Linked DNA regions of Homo sapiens: all the other regions are linked to region 1. A link is a loop called in an ENCODE intact Hi-C map of the cell type or tissue named here. Cell type or tissue: Caco-2. All regions are shown on one strand.

Region 1 (5,000 bases):
GCATCAGTGGATGTTGGTATAGGGGGTGGGTCCTGCAACCAATCCCTCATAAATCCCAAGCAATAAGTATATATGCCATTGGAATGTGGTTCACTGCTATTTTAATCACATACCATGTTTTCTTAACTCATCTACTTACTTAATGCATAAAACATGTTTTGTGTGTGTGTGTGTTTGTTTGTTTTGTTTTTTTTAGACAGTCTCACTCTATTGCCCAGGCTGCAGTGCAGTGTTGCGATCTTGGATCACTGTAACCTTGGCCTCCCGGGTTCAAGGGATTCTCATGCCTCAGCTTCCCAAGTATCTGGGATTACAGGCGTGCACCACCATGCCCAGCTAATTTTTATATTTTTAGTAGAGATGGGGTTTCACCATGTTGGCCAGGCTGGTCTCTATCTCCTGATCTCAAGTGATCCTTCCTCCTCAGCCTCTCAAAGTGCTGGGATTACAGGCGTGAGCCACCGTGCCTAGCCAATACATGAAAAGTTTTGTACTTTGTTGTATCTGGGTCATGTGGGAATTAGATTTTACAGACTGTGTCTTTATAAAAATTTCTTTGGTGATTCAGAGATTCTCCATTTATCATTTAAAGTTTGTATTTATAACATAAACTTTTATTAGAGAGAAAGGAATAATGAAACTGCACTTATAAGTCCCAAGTGAAAGAAATCACGAAATTTAGACAAGGTCTCCAGGTACTGACAAGTTAACATCTCAGGAAGAAGCTGGTAATGAAGCTAGTAAATTATAGTTCTGGTATTTGATAGTCTAGTGGTCACCGTTAGGTAGATATGAGAAACAGCATATTATTTTTCTGTGTTCAGTGGAAGCATTGACATCTATAGGCTAATGAGAGAGAGAGAACAAGTCACTTAAGCATGTGGTGTCAAAAACAAGCTAGGTTTAATATTTTCACGGTATAAATTAGTCCTAATTGATAAGCCGCTCCTAACTACTCCTAACCATCTTTTCTGCCAGAATGACTGTACTTCAGTAAAAATATATTCTTCTACATTTACAAAGGCATTGAAACTGGTAAAATTATAGTGACCATCCTTGACTGAATCTCTGATTGGCCATTGGTCTGTTTTCAACAGCTTCCTCCCTTTCTTCAGAAGATGGCTCCAAGTAGTCATCAGTCATGGATTATATATCTAGATATTATATCAAATCAATATGGAGTTATATTTAACAACAAAATATATAGATTGTCACATTATTAACTTTTTACCAATAGAAATAGCCTCAAATGGAAGACTTAGAACAGAGCACTTAATTGAACTTTTTATGGGAGGAATTGGTGTTGTTATTTACTAATACTAGGTATCATACATTCTGCAAATCAGCTACTACATCAGAAAATCAAATCATCTGAGAAAATTAAGGGCTGTCTATGAGTGATCGATTTATCTGATACTCATATTTTCAGGCAAAACTTTAAGATAATCATATTTATATCCTGGACATTTCTATTATGCCATTATTACTATTTTTACTTAGAACAATTGTCTCTTGAAGATAATAAAGAAAGTCCTAACAAGACTATGTCCTACAAAAACGGCAAGTACAATCTGCAAATTGTCTGTCCTATCTTTTAGCTAATGTGGAACTTATCCAATACTTTCACTCAAGTAATTTACCTCACCATAGTAACTTTACAGATACCAAAGTCTATTTCAAACTATGGACTTTTAATTTTTTAATGCAATATTGGTTCTTTTCACAGAAAACAAATGTTCTATGCTGGTGGCAAGTGAAAGGTGTTGGTGGTGGGGAGACAATCTTCTCTATTTACTCTGGGATTGAAACATAGTGGTAACTAAACAGCACCAAAAGAAATGTCTAAACAGCTGTTTAATATTTAAAAAGACAAAGATCAGTTAAAGCAATATTTTATTCATAATATAAAGTAGTTTAGGATTGGATAATGTGTCCTGATACATTAGGTATGAGGACCCCTACTAGAATTTGGCAAAAGAGTCCCTAAGTAAATAGGACTGGAATCCTGCCCAAGTAAATTAACCTCCTCCCTTAGGGTTTGTCTTCCCAGTCTACTCCCTGATGATTATGTGGCCAGCTCTAATATTTATTGCTTATAATCTTATCTTTTAAATATTTGAAGTGTGCCTGTTCATACAGTCTCCAATGATGTTTACATAGTAAAGTATACATGCTATCAGTCATACAATTGTACTGACCTTTGTTACTTAAAAAAAAAAAAATTAAAACTCAAACCTAAAGATGGGTTCACATGTAGCCCTTTCACTTGCAAATGACAGAAAAGGCAGCCAACCTGGTTTATGAAAATAGGAAGCTGATTCGTTCACTTAACAGAAGTGCAGGGGGCAGGGTGGTTTAAGATATATCTTGAGGTACTTGAGATATCAAATACTGTCAGCACTTAGCAAATCCTCCTCCTTTGCACTCCTCTACTCTTTTTGCTTTCTGTCTTTTGCTCTCTGCACTCACATCTCCTCCAGGTCTCCATTTGGCTTTACACTTATGCAGGTTTTCCCCTGTGAACAGTAGATGGCTTCAGCTTTCCAGCTTTCACATCCTCTAAGATTCAGCCTAATGGGACAACTCCCTTATCTCTTTTCAGCATTCCTGCTTTTACCTCTGATTGGGTAACTTAAGCCATTTTGAACTGTCTGATTGTGGGTAGAAAAATGGGATATATTGATTAGCTTAGAAATAGGTCACTGGTGGGCCGGGCATGGTGGCTCACGCCTGTAATCCCAGCTACTTGGGAGGCTGAGGCAGAAGAATCGCTTGAACCAGGAGGCAGGGGATGCAGTGAGCCGAGATCGCACCATTGCACTCCAGCCCGAGTGACAGTGAAAGACTTGTTCTCAAAATAAATAAATAAATAAATAAATAAATAAATAGAAAAAAGAAAAAAAAAAGAAAAACAGAAATAGGTCACTGGTTCCACCCCTGAACCCCATCTGTATTAATTTCCTATGGCTGCTCTAAAACATCACCACAAACTTTGTGGGCTAATAAAACATACATTTATTCTCTTACATTTCTGGAAGTCAGAAGTCTGAAACCAGTCTTACCAGGTCAAAATTAAGGTGTCAAGGCTGTGCTCTCCCTGGAGGCTCTGGGCGAGAATCCGTTTACTTGCCTTTCTAACTTCTATAGATACATTCTTTGGCTCTTGGCCCCTTTGTCTGTCTTTAAAGCCAACAGTGTAACATCTTGCTTTAGTGGTCACATTGCCTTCTTCTACAATTATCCTCCCTCATATAAGGAACCTTGAAATTTACATGTCAAAACTGTCCAGGTAATGCAGGATTATCTCCCTATGTCAAGATCCTTAGCTTAATCACACTTGAAAAATTACTTATGCCATATAAAATAGCAGTCACAAGTTCCAGAGAGTGGGATCTGGGTTTCTTTTGGGGATCATTATTCTAGCCTATCATACACCATTCAAGCGTCAAAGCTGAAAGAAGGAGAAATAGAGACCCAACAAACGTTGGGAAGACAAATAACAAATATACATTACTATTGCATCTTAGAGGCTGTTTTTGCTTTTGGTTGCTTGTCTTTTGTAATTATATTTCCAAAGCAAGAGTCCACTTTGTGCTTCTAGTTATAATTTAATGTCAATGGCCAAATTATCAAGAATTATATAGAAAATACAAGTGAATAATAAAAAGATAGCGATCCAATTATGACTTAAACTTTGTGTGGCATAAAATTATCTATTCTAAGGACAGATTGGACATTAGATGTCACTTTAAATTATAGTATTGTTATCTTTTTTGTTGCTTGAAGACATAATTGTGCTTCATTTACCTCTTTAAAAAGTGAATCAAACAAGATTGTTGGTCATGTACAATAACATAGCTGTAAAATAAGTCAGTGGATAATGAGCATGTTTTGTATTCTAAAACATACCTGAAAGACTAAATTAGCTTCAATTACGGCCTCATATTAAATAACAGGTATTTCATAAAATATATTGCCCAACTGCTATGCTTTTAAGCCTTCAACGTTATGAAAAAACTCTTCTTAAATTGTTTGCTCAGTGCACCTCCTTTTTATGATTGGATTAATTGCTTTCCCTTTCACTCCCAATATGCAGTCAAACTATAATATTCTTTCCTAGTTTTCAAACTCTCAGAAAAAACATGGGACAGGTTTCTGGGGCTTGGAATTAAAGCATCTACCCTATCCTTCCACCATCTTTTACTGATATGTTTAAACAGAGGAATTTAATAAATTATGAGAGAGAAAGGACTATACTGTGAGTGAGAATAAAAAAACGTGGGTTTAAATCTTGACTTTGACTAGTATCGGCTGTGAGACCCTGACAACATTCTATATCTATCTAATCTTCAGTTTCCTTATCCATAAAATGGGAGATAATGGCTATTATCCAGGGTTACTGTCACGATTAAATGTGTGAAGAACAGTGTGCAGCACCAAAAACTGTGGGCACTTTTAACATTATGTTCATTCCATCACCTGGAAATTTTTTCATAAGCAATTTTAGTCAAGTGCTTTGAAGGAACTGGCATGCCAGTTAATAACAGTGAACTATTCAGGGAATAGTCACTCTGTATGCTGCCTTCAGGGAGGCTTCAGTTGGCTATATACAGTTTCTAGTAAAACAGAGTACTACAAACCCAATAAAAGTTGTTTAATATCACCTAACCCAGCACATATAAATATGTTTAAAATAAATTTAGTCATTATTTTAAATAATTTAATGTATTTTAAGAGATTTATTGCAAACATTTAGTGACTGCAAAAACCTGCAAGTTTTGAACATGATTCAGGATTTTAAGTATAAAGTAAGAAACTAGATAATAAAATTTATCTTAATAAATGGTGCCAGAGATGAATTCTGCAATCCAGGCCAGATGCTAATACTGGTAACACGTTGAAGACTTCTGCATCCTTGTGATTTATATATTTGCATATTCCTATCTGCCTTATGTACAGGCATGAAGAAATTATATGAAAATCGTTGCAGTGAGCAGTTT
Region 2 (5,000 bases), 68 kb before region 1:
TGTCATTCCATATTTAATATGAAAAAAGGGGCATTAATATTATTCAACAACAAATTGATTCAGTAAAGAGATCAGATTCTAGCTAGCAATATAAGAACTGATTTGAACAGATTAATACTTTTTTTTAAGTTAGGTATATTTTATGAAATTCCACTCATTTCCTTTTTAACTCACTTCCCTGCTAACGCCAATGTAATATTTTAAGATATCCTTTATATGTTTCTAGTTTCCCATGTCAAAGAAGCAGTTTATCTTTCAGCATTTCCTAAGTGAAAATGTGCCCTTTAAAACATTTTTATTCCAAAATAAAAGTGATAAAAACAGTTTTTATTTAAATAATCACTTGATGACTTTTTTTTTTGTTAATTTTGTGCTATTACACGACTGAGGGTTTAGGGGTTATAGAAATTCTAATAGATTCTGGAAGGTCACCTAGTTAATAATAAGGAAATAATCTACTCTGTTGAAGAATATTATAAATATAAGCTTGAGAATCTATAAAACAAATCACATGTTTCTATATGATTTTCCAGCAAATTCCAGCAAATATGACAAAAGTGCCTCACCTCTTAATAGTAATTTGCTTTCAGAAGTCCACCTGATTTATTGCAAAGCTTTCTCAGTGTGTAATTATCTTCTCTGAAGAGTGTGTATGGAATGTGCAAAGCCTCAGTCAGACAGGATCATGTAATACTAGTTGAATTTCACAAAACACCAATGATTTAACCTAACATTTATTAAATTATACCCAGTTTAAAGCTTACTTAGCAGTGGTAAATAATTTCAAGAGCATAAGTATTGCCCAAACCTCAAGCTAAAATTTTTATTTAGTGTTTAGATGTATTTTTCGTATGCTTCTAATTAGTAGGATATATTAGAAAAGACAGTGAGCTCATGCAGTTACACTTTATAACTTTAGTCAAATTCATAGTCTTTCTTTTTTAATTTTATTGTTTAAATTGTAAATTATTTGTAATAGTTATATTTTGCTGGCTTTAGGCTAAAAATGACTTCTGATTTTTATTTTTATAAGCATAATTTTCACTTTTAAAAACTTTTAATTAATATCATTTTTCTTTTATATTTAAAGAGACATTTATTACTTGCAAACTATTTGGTGGTGGTTGTATTTTACAACTTACAGTTCTGAGATGGAAAGTCAAGGATAACTTTTAATCATAAATTTAAAAAACTCTTTGCCTTAACAGAGTGTCATGATTCAGAAGCAATTGGTGTTTTAGAGTAATAAAGATGGCTTTACTGTAGCTAGTAAAGATGACCTATACATTCAAATAATAGGAATTATAATTGTAAAATAAGATTTAGAGAGTAAAAATGAAACAAGATTAGGCAAATCACTCCATATCACCAAAAATCTTTCCACAAGTGAGTATTATAATCGGTGTACACTAGACAGGTATTATTGTATAGAAAATTATATAAAGATCACATAAAGTATACTCTATTCTTAATTCTTAGGGACACAAAGTTGCAGCTACAATGTGGGAGCATTGCTATCCATAGGAATCTAAAATATTGTGCCATGTGTTAACAATGTTCAGAACGTTATTTAAAAAAAGAAAAAAAACCTAAAAAACTAAACATTTGTTTTATACTGCACAATCCAGGGCATAGTCTACTTCATAGAGAAATATCTGAAAGTAAGCATGGGAAAAGAACTGGTAAAGTCAAAATCCTGTTTAACCTTCCCACAGGATACATGTGCAGAGAACAATAGAAATTCCTGTTTTCATTTCTTGATACCTCAGTTTAGCTTTAAATTCCATTTATTTACTAGAAAAGGAAAAGGGAGGAAAGCACTTACTGAATTCCTGAGGAACACAATGACTATATAATATAAACATCAAAAGCAATGAGGTAGACACTGTTCTCAAATATATATTGATTAGGTAGTGTTTGAGAGGTAGGGAGAGGATGGATTAAATGCACAAACAAGTAACTGCAATACAAGATAGAGTAAAATAGATGTCATTGGAGAAGTACAAACAAAGCCTACCTATGTTTTAAAAAGGGTGGAGGAGGAGATTAACACTCTTTTAGCAAATATTTATTGATAGTATCTTATGTACCTAATATCGTTCAAAGCTCTTAGCAGGCCCTAAAGATAAAGCAAGCACAATTTCTGCTCTTCAGGACTCAAAATGCAGAAGGACACTTAAGATAAGAATCACTGCCACATCAGTCTATGAGTTAAAGGATGGCAGGGGACTGTATTTTACTTATTTTGGCATGCAAAGTGATGAGTGAATGCTCAACAGATACTGAATTCATAATTGTAAAGAATTTATCAATGATTTGCACACAAATACTTACCATAAAACCAAACTAAGCATTTTACTTGTTTTTTTTTTTCTTATTTAATCCTCACACCTTGTGAGGTATGATGAAATGATCAATGATGGAACTGATGCTTGGAGAAACGAGAAAAATTGCCCAAAGTTACACAGCTAGTGTATGGCAATGTGCATCTAGAATCTAGGCCTGTCATCACTGCTTTTTTTCATATTATCTTATTGAGTAATACAAGCTGTGAAAAAGACACAGTTAAATTATTATAAGGGTAAAAAAAAATTATCCCAACCAGGGAAATCAGTGATGGCATCAGAGTAGATGGTTGACCTCTAGAGAATGGAGAAAATTCTATGAAATGAAAACAGCATCTAGGCTTGCACTGTCCAGTAGCCACCAGCCACATGTGAAAGTTTAAATTAATTAGAATCAAATACAATTAAGAAGTTAACTCTCCAGTTGCACCAGCCAAATGTCCAAGAGTTAACTATTACATGTTGCTTCCAGCTACTGTATTCATCAGCACAAAATTGTAGATCATTTCCATTCTCACAGAAAGTTCTATTGGAAAGTGTTGTTCTGGACAGAAGGGACTAGGATGATTCTTAGTGGGGGTGTGGCGGGGGAAGACAGCAAGGGAACAAAGTTCAGGTCTGTTCAGAGAAGATTGGGCTATTGAGCATGGTGAGAGTTTAAGGTCCAAATCAGGGTGTAAGGTGTAGAGCAAGATAAGTGCCAGATATATTTTAGATGATCTTGAATGCCAGAGAGAGAATTTACGTTAAGTTGGTAGGCAATGAGAAACATTGAGGACTTCTTGTCAAGGAAGTAATATTATTGGATCTGTTATTAAAATAATTATTTGAGAGGTGGTTCACAGGCCTGATTGAAATGGTAAGAGCTGGTGGCTGGGAAACGGGTTAAGAGGTTACTGAGCTTGGAATAGAAAAGCTAAAAGGGATGTGAGAATTTTGAGGTGGAGCCTATATGGCTTGACATTATGAGGAGAAAGGGGAAAAGAAGTTTGGGTAACTGAAAGAATGCTGGTGGTGTGGTCTGATATATAGAAGTCAAAAGAAGGATGTGGCTTGTTTGGATGACAGTAGATTCAGTTTTGAACATGTCAAATTCAAGTTTCTTTCTGAAGATGTCTGTGAAGCACAAGGGAAACTTTGCAAATCCTCTATTTTTACAGAAAATTCAATTACTGGCCTTTGAGGATAGGAGAGACAGTGAGGTTAAAGGAGTCATCACGGGCAGGCGAACTGTATTAGTTCATTCTCACACTGCTATAAAAAACTACCTGAGACTGAGTAATTTATGAAGAAAAGAGGTTTCGTTGACTCACAGTTCCACAGGCTGTACAGGAAGCGTTGCGGGGAGACCTCAGGAAACTTACAGTCATGGCGGAAAGTGGAGGGCAAGCAAGCACCTTCTTCATATGGCGGAGCAGGAGCAGGAGAGTGAAGGGAGAGGTTCTACCCACTTTTTTTTTTTTTTTTTTTTTTTTTTTTTGAGACAGAGTCTTGCTCTGTCGCTAGGCTGGAGTGTAGTGGTGCGATCTTGGCTCACTGCAACCTCCACCTCCCGGGTTCAAACAATTTTCCTGCCTCAGCCTCCCGAGTAGCTGGGACTACAGGCACGTGCCACCATGCCCAGCTAATTTTTGTATTTTTAGTAGAGATGGAATTTCACCATGTTGGCCAGGATGGTCTCGATCTGTTAACCTCGTGATCCGCCTACCTCAGTTTCCCAAAGTGCTGGGATTACAGGCGTGAGCCACTGTGCCCAGCCGGTTCTACCCACTTTTAAACAACCAGATCTCATGAGGACTCACTCACTGTCACAAGAACAGCAAGAGGGACGTCCACCCCTGTGATTCAATCACCTCCTACCAAGCCCCTCCTTCAACACATGGGGATTACAATTCAACATGAGATTTGGAAGGCGACACAGAGCCAAACCATATCAGGAACCAATATACACAATGGCAGGAGAAGAGTCTAAAAATGTGCCAAATTCAAGAGTTACAGAGGCAGGTATAACAGAGGAAGTAAAAAGCCAAGAGTTTGGAGCCAGGAATGAAACAATTTTGTTTATCTCTTATAGCTTTGGGATACTGCACATTTTTAAAAGAAGTCTTGTTGGTTTAATATTATTTCTCAAGTAGGCTACTACTAAAAACATATCTAATCATATTCATTTCAGATTATTTCATAATGTTTTCAATGTTTATGATAGTAAGATAGTGTGTATGAAGAGTTAGAAATTCATGTAGGATTCTCTCAAGTTCCACTGTGGACTTTTATATGTGATACAAACTATTGGTATAAGGGCTTTAAATTATCAGTCCTGTAATTTCAGATATCACAGAGAATGAGTTTCCTTTCACCTTGATAACCAATAAAATTCCAAGATCCCTGGAGTGATTCTTTCACAGGAATTTTACTGTTCTCTTCTTTTATTTCTTCAGTATAATTGGTAGAGGAGGTAAAGAACCAGAACGTAAAGTAAAAGTTAAAATGAAACCCAGATGGTCAGATAGAGTTCTACGTATTTGTCCAACTTTTTGCGTGGAGATAGGAAAAGGCAAATATGTCCATCTTTGTTAGAAACTAAGACAGGGTACTTTTGACAACCAGGCTTCCAGAGATCAAAATAATGTAAGATAAAAAGATTGATGCTAACTC
Region 3 (5,000 bases), 130 kb before region 1:
TATACAAAAATTTAGTTTGTGCTTATGTCATTTTGGTTGGGTTTTAGGTTACCTGTCATAGAAAAAGTCCTGTTTAGATGCTTGGAGGCAGCATGCTCGTTAAGAGTCATCACCACTCCCTAATCTCAAGTACCCAGGGACACAAACACTGTGGACTAGGAAAACCAGAGACCTTTGTTCACTTGTTTATCTGCTGACCTTCCCTCCACTATTTTCCTATGACCCTGCCAAATCCCCCTCTGCGAGAAACACCCAAGAATGATCAATAAAAATAAATAAATAAATTTTTAAAAAAAAGAAGAAAAAAAAAGAAAAAGTCCTGTTTAATATAGCACATTTCCTCATCATCAAAGCACTACTTAGACTTTTACCTTCTCGATTGTGACTCCATTAGAAGGATGATGGCAAGTAATACCACATCCTGACAGCTGTCAATGACATCAAAGATTGGGATCTCATTTCTGCTGATTTGATTACATATATGTGTGTGTGTGTCTACCACATATTGAAACAAGTTTCTTTTTAATGCATTAGTAAATGTCTTATTATTTAAGCAACAGGAGGTTGAGGTTGCTATTTTTCCTTCTAGCAATCTACAAAGCATGAAATATAACCATGTGGCTTGAATGGGGAAAATAAGCCATAGGAAGATCTGGATCTAATATTTTAAGGATTAAATAGATGTCAGGAGAAGAAGGCTGTGCTGATTAATAGAGACCCCTCTAGTGGCCATAAATTGGGGCACAGAGGGAATCAAAATAATATTTTTTTAATCTGAACTGCTCAAGTATTTTGCTTTCCATCCCCTGCAGCTGAAGTTGTCTTATTGTATACAAATGATTTCAGATAAAATTGGATAATGAAAAAATTGTAGCCCATAGGCAAACAGCAGTGTTTTGCATTGGATTGTAGTTTAGCAGTTGACAGGCTTAAAGTGGCTCATAACATACCAGAAAAGAGATGGGGTCAGCTCTTTACTGTGTAATATTCAGTGGCATTATGAAAAATTTGCTAAAGGAAATGTGATACCTCGTAAAGTCCCAGTAGCAGAGGCTAGGAGAAACAGTGTCAGCTATGCAATATTTTACTGCATAAATATGAAGTTTATTTCAAAGATCCTCTCAGTACCTATTAAACAGTATTGAGGGTGCAAGTGTTATACAAGCTGCTCAAAGATATTCTACATTTTGTATTTGTGCAAAATGTTCTAATATATCTGGAATTAAAATGTAACAACTAAACCCAGATAGTGAATGCAATAATAAAGATAATAATAACAAATAGATAGTGTATTTTACTTTCTTCCCTTTGTCATATTCTGTGAGGTAAAATGTCAGAAGTCATCTAAGAGTATTCTGGTATTCCTGAAAAAGTGTTAGCAATTACTTACAATAGTTTGAACTTACAAGAATGGAAACTGGATTGTAGTGAAAGAAAATAAGAAATAAATAGTAACAAATGTCCTCACATATATTTTAAAGAAAACTGTGAGTTTCTAAGAGTAAACTAAAAATAAACTTAAGAAACAAAATAACTTAAGGCTGACTCAAGGCAATCCAAATGTAATAATATGAAATGTTTTGTTCAATGGATATCTTTCAGGGTGAATTTGGCTACTTAATGTGGTTCTGATAACCTGGCAGCAGACTTGGTCTGTGAAGTGCCTAGGCTAATGGATAGAAGATAAAGGTAAGTCTGACTTGCAGAATCTTCAAAGGGTTTCAATAATATATCCCATAACCTAATGGGAGCTACCCTGCAGTTTTACTAAATCAAAGGATGTATACTCTGTCAAAGAATGTATGCTTTGACAGTGACTTATGTAAATCATTCCAGATACCCACTTCATTACAACATTTCACCACAATCTATTCACAGTTTAACACCTCACTTTCACCAAAAGCATTAGGGAGTAAGATGTCAGCTGGTCTTCTAACCTGGGAATACTTGCACCTGAAGGTCTCCTCCTGTCTTCTTGCTACGAGCTTCTGGCATATTATGACATTTAACGTCTGCCCATAAAAACTGGTGCTCCAGCTTTACTAGACAGATTGGTACCAATAATATCATTTAGGTATTTCCAAGTTTAAACATCAATAGATAAAAAATACTAACATTGCATAATTCTGCAAGCAGGTCATTGGAAGTATGAACAAATATTAACCAAAGAAATCCAGGTTGTCTCTGGCAATTCCTAACAAAGAATTCAAAGGATTACAGTATTGCCTAAGGATGGGAGTAATCAGAACAAAAACCACTGCTTAAATGGAGGGTCCAAATTAGCCCCCCAGTTTTGATGTTTATAACTAAGAAATTTGAGAATTAGGGGTTAAAGGAGCTGACACAAGTCATATAGATAAGAAATGGAGGAGTCAGGATTTCAAGGGAGTCTGATTCTCGAGACCTTCCATTTAGCTACTATTCCTGAGAACAGCAATACAAGTACCACAGTTACGTCTTAAGGTGACACTCTAACTCAAGAAATGCATTGTAGCATGGAGAAAACAGTCCATTTGGAAAATCATTGACAAAAATTTAAAAGTAATTAGATTTGAATCATCTGGATAGAATTCAATATGAGTTTCCATTTCAGAATCATTCTGTTCTCTAATGATGTCAAATTCTTTTTAGAAGATTTTCCATAATGCTATTTAAATTTGCACAGCAAAAAAGAATCCATGTGTTACCATATTTTCTTTACGATACCTTTCATTCATGCATTCATTCAACTAATGTTTATGGAGTGCCTTCAAAGTGGTCAGGCATTCTTTTAGGTTCTGTGTATACATCAGAGAACAAAACAATAAGGACAGTATCTTGACCTCATAAAGCTTATATTCTAATATGGAAAGACAGAAAATAAATGTAAGAAATAACTATATTACACAGTATATAGTATAGTGAAAAGATATTTAGTACTATAAAAAATAAAGCATGGTAAGTAGACTTGAACTGCTGGAGTAGGGGATTCATTTAAATAGGGTGAACAGTGTAGGCTTCATAGAGAAGGTGACATTTCAGCAAAGACTTAAAGAGGTAAGAGAAGGAGCCATACAGATAGATATCTGGAAGAAGAGCATTACAGACAGATAGAGAAAACAGCCACTGCAAAGATTCTGAAGTGGAAATAGCTCAGCGTTTTTGAAGAATAGGAAGGTGTATATGTCTGAGTCAGAGCAAACAAGGGGTATGGTAGTAGGTGATAGGATCAGACAGATGCAGTCCTTCAGGTCCTTGTACTGATTTAGGTCTTCAGTATGCATGAAATAAGCCACCAGGAGGGTTTGACAGAAGAGTGACATGATCTAACTTAGTATTTCAACAGTGTCACTCTGCTTGTGTTGAGACAAGGCTGCAGGAAGGAAAAGTTAGAAGTGTAGTACCTGTTATTAGAATAATCCAGGTGAGAGTTGGTGCTGATTTGGATTGTGGTGGGATTGGTTGAGATGGTAACAAATAATATTATTCTAGATATGTTTTGAAGGCAGAGCTAACAAGGATTCTGGTGCATGAGATTAAGGGTGGGAGAGAAAGAAAGAAGAATTACTATCAGGCTTTCAGCTTGGGCAATGAAAGTTTGAAGTTGCCATTTACTGAGATGTTAAGAGTATAGGTGTAGCTGGTTTGGGGGTAACTAGATGAGTCTGGAGTTCAGGGAAATCTTGACAAAAACATCCACTTTATGCCTGTATATGGGAGATATTTACTTAAAGCTATGAATTAGGATGCACAATGGCAAATAGATAAACACATTTTATATTTTAATCAATTTGCCAGATTAAATATACAGAGAAATCCCTCATGGTGTGGAACACCTGAAATGCTAGATAAAATATGACAAGCTTTAAATAAATAAGCCTGAGCTCTAGTAATAGAAAGAATTGGAGGCCAAAGAATGAAGAGTGATTCAACAGCAGCAAGCTCCATCTAGAGTTTGTTTTTAATCTGAGGGCGTCTGTCAATTCCTGATGGCTCAGGGCTTGGATTTTTACTGGGCACATATTTTTGGCTCTGGAAACAAAGCTTCAAGCCCTAAAAGTATGGTGGTCAGATCAGAAGTACTTTAGTAAAGCGGAAAAATTCAAAGTACAACTCTCATAGAAAGTATATTAGGGTAGGCTAGGCGTGGTGGCTCACGCCTATAATCCTAGCACTTTGGGAGGCTGAGGCGGGCGATCACCTGAGATCAGCAGTTCGAGACCAGCCTGGCCAACATAGTGAAACCCCATCTCTACTAAAAATACAAAAATTAGCCAGGCATGGTGGCGGGCGCCTATAATCCCAGCTACTCAGGAGGCTGAGGCAGGAGAATTGCTTGAAACCCGGGGGGTGGAGGTTGCAGTGAGCCAACATCACACCACTGCACTCCAGCCTGGGTGACAGAGGGAAACTCCACCTAAAAAAAAAAAAAAAAGAATATATTAGGGCAAATCAACCCACCACTATCACCAAGGTTATTATAGACTTGGGACTAGCTGGAGGCATGTACTTTTGTGGGTTAGGGGACAGTATTAACAATACCTGTGTGGTCCACGAAAACTCTCAGCCTGAAAATTAAGTTTCTGACATTGGCCTGGGTTGTTGGTGACATCAGGAATAAAGCTAAAGCAAAAACAATTCCTCTCTGAAGGAGATGACTTAGTTACTTACACATTTAAGATATTTCCTTCTGTCTGTCTCTGTTCTCCTGTCCCACTTTTATCAAGACGTTCTTTCCATGGTTTCTATTGCCTTTTATCCTGTTCCATTTTAATCCCATCCTCTGCAGTTTTCCTCTGTGTGGAGCTCCATTTTGGAAGAGAACTTAGTGGGCCAATTTTCAGAGTTCACAGAAACTAGACGACTTCAGTCCTTTTCAACCTACTGTAAGCTCTTGAATTCACTTGCCACTGGAGTGGGTAAAACCCCTTGTAGTTTTAGCTGCTGCCTCAAACTGCCCCACGGCACTTTCGAGTGAATGGCTGTTGGCTGTTTTATGGTTCTTCTCTTCTTAGATGCCA

What was found. Hi-C counts contacts between places; a loop is a spot of excess contacts. Peaks named below come from ENCODE experiments on the same cell type or tissue, not always from the same donor. Only the 100,000 strongest peaks of a DNase experiment are listed, where the experiment ranks them.
Region 2: it touches region 1 in a loop (8-fold over the local background); 1 of 110 quality-filtered maps calls a loop at or near these places.
Region 3: a loop joins it to region 1, with 9 times the contacts of the local background. A loop is called at or near these places in 1 of 110 quality-filtered maps.

Annotation. Positions count from the first base shown.
Region 1 is chr3:152,809,660-152,814,659 of GRCh38, reverse strand. It overlaps the pseudogene ATP5MGP5. Among named protein-coding and RNA genes, the nearest start is that of P2RY1, 23 kb to the left of the region's middle. In Caco-2, no CTCF peak of the experiment used is centred here; a DNase peak (open chromatin) is centred at 2,499.
Region 2 is chr3:152,877,957-152,882,956 of GRCh38, reverse strand. No RefSeq gene overlaps it. Among named protein-coding and RNA genes, the nearest start is that of P2RY1, 45 kb to the right of the region's middle. RefSeq lists a silencer at 2,870-3,070. In Caco-2, no CTCF peak of the experiment used is centred here; no DNase peak of the experiment used is centred here.
Region 3 is chr3:152,934,898-152,939,897 of GRCh38, reverse strand. No RefSeq gene overlaps it. Among named protein-coding and RNA genes, the nearest start is that of P2RY1, 100 kb to the right of the region's middle. In Caco-2, no CTCF peak of the experiment used is centred here; no DNase peak of the experiment used is centred here.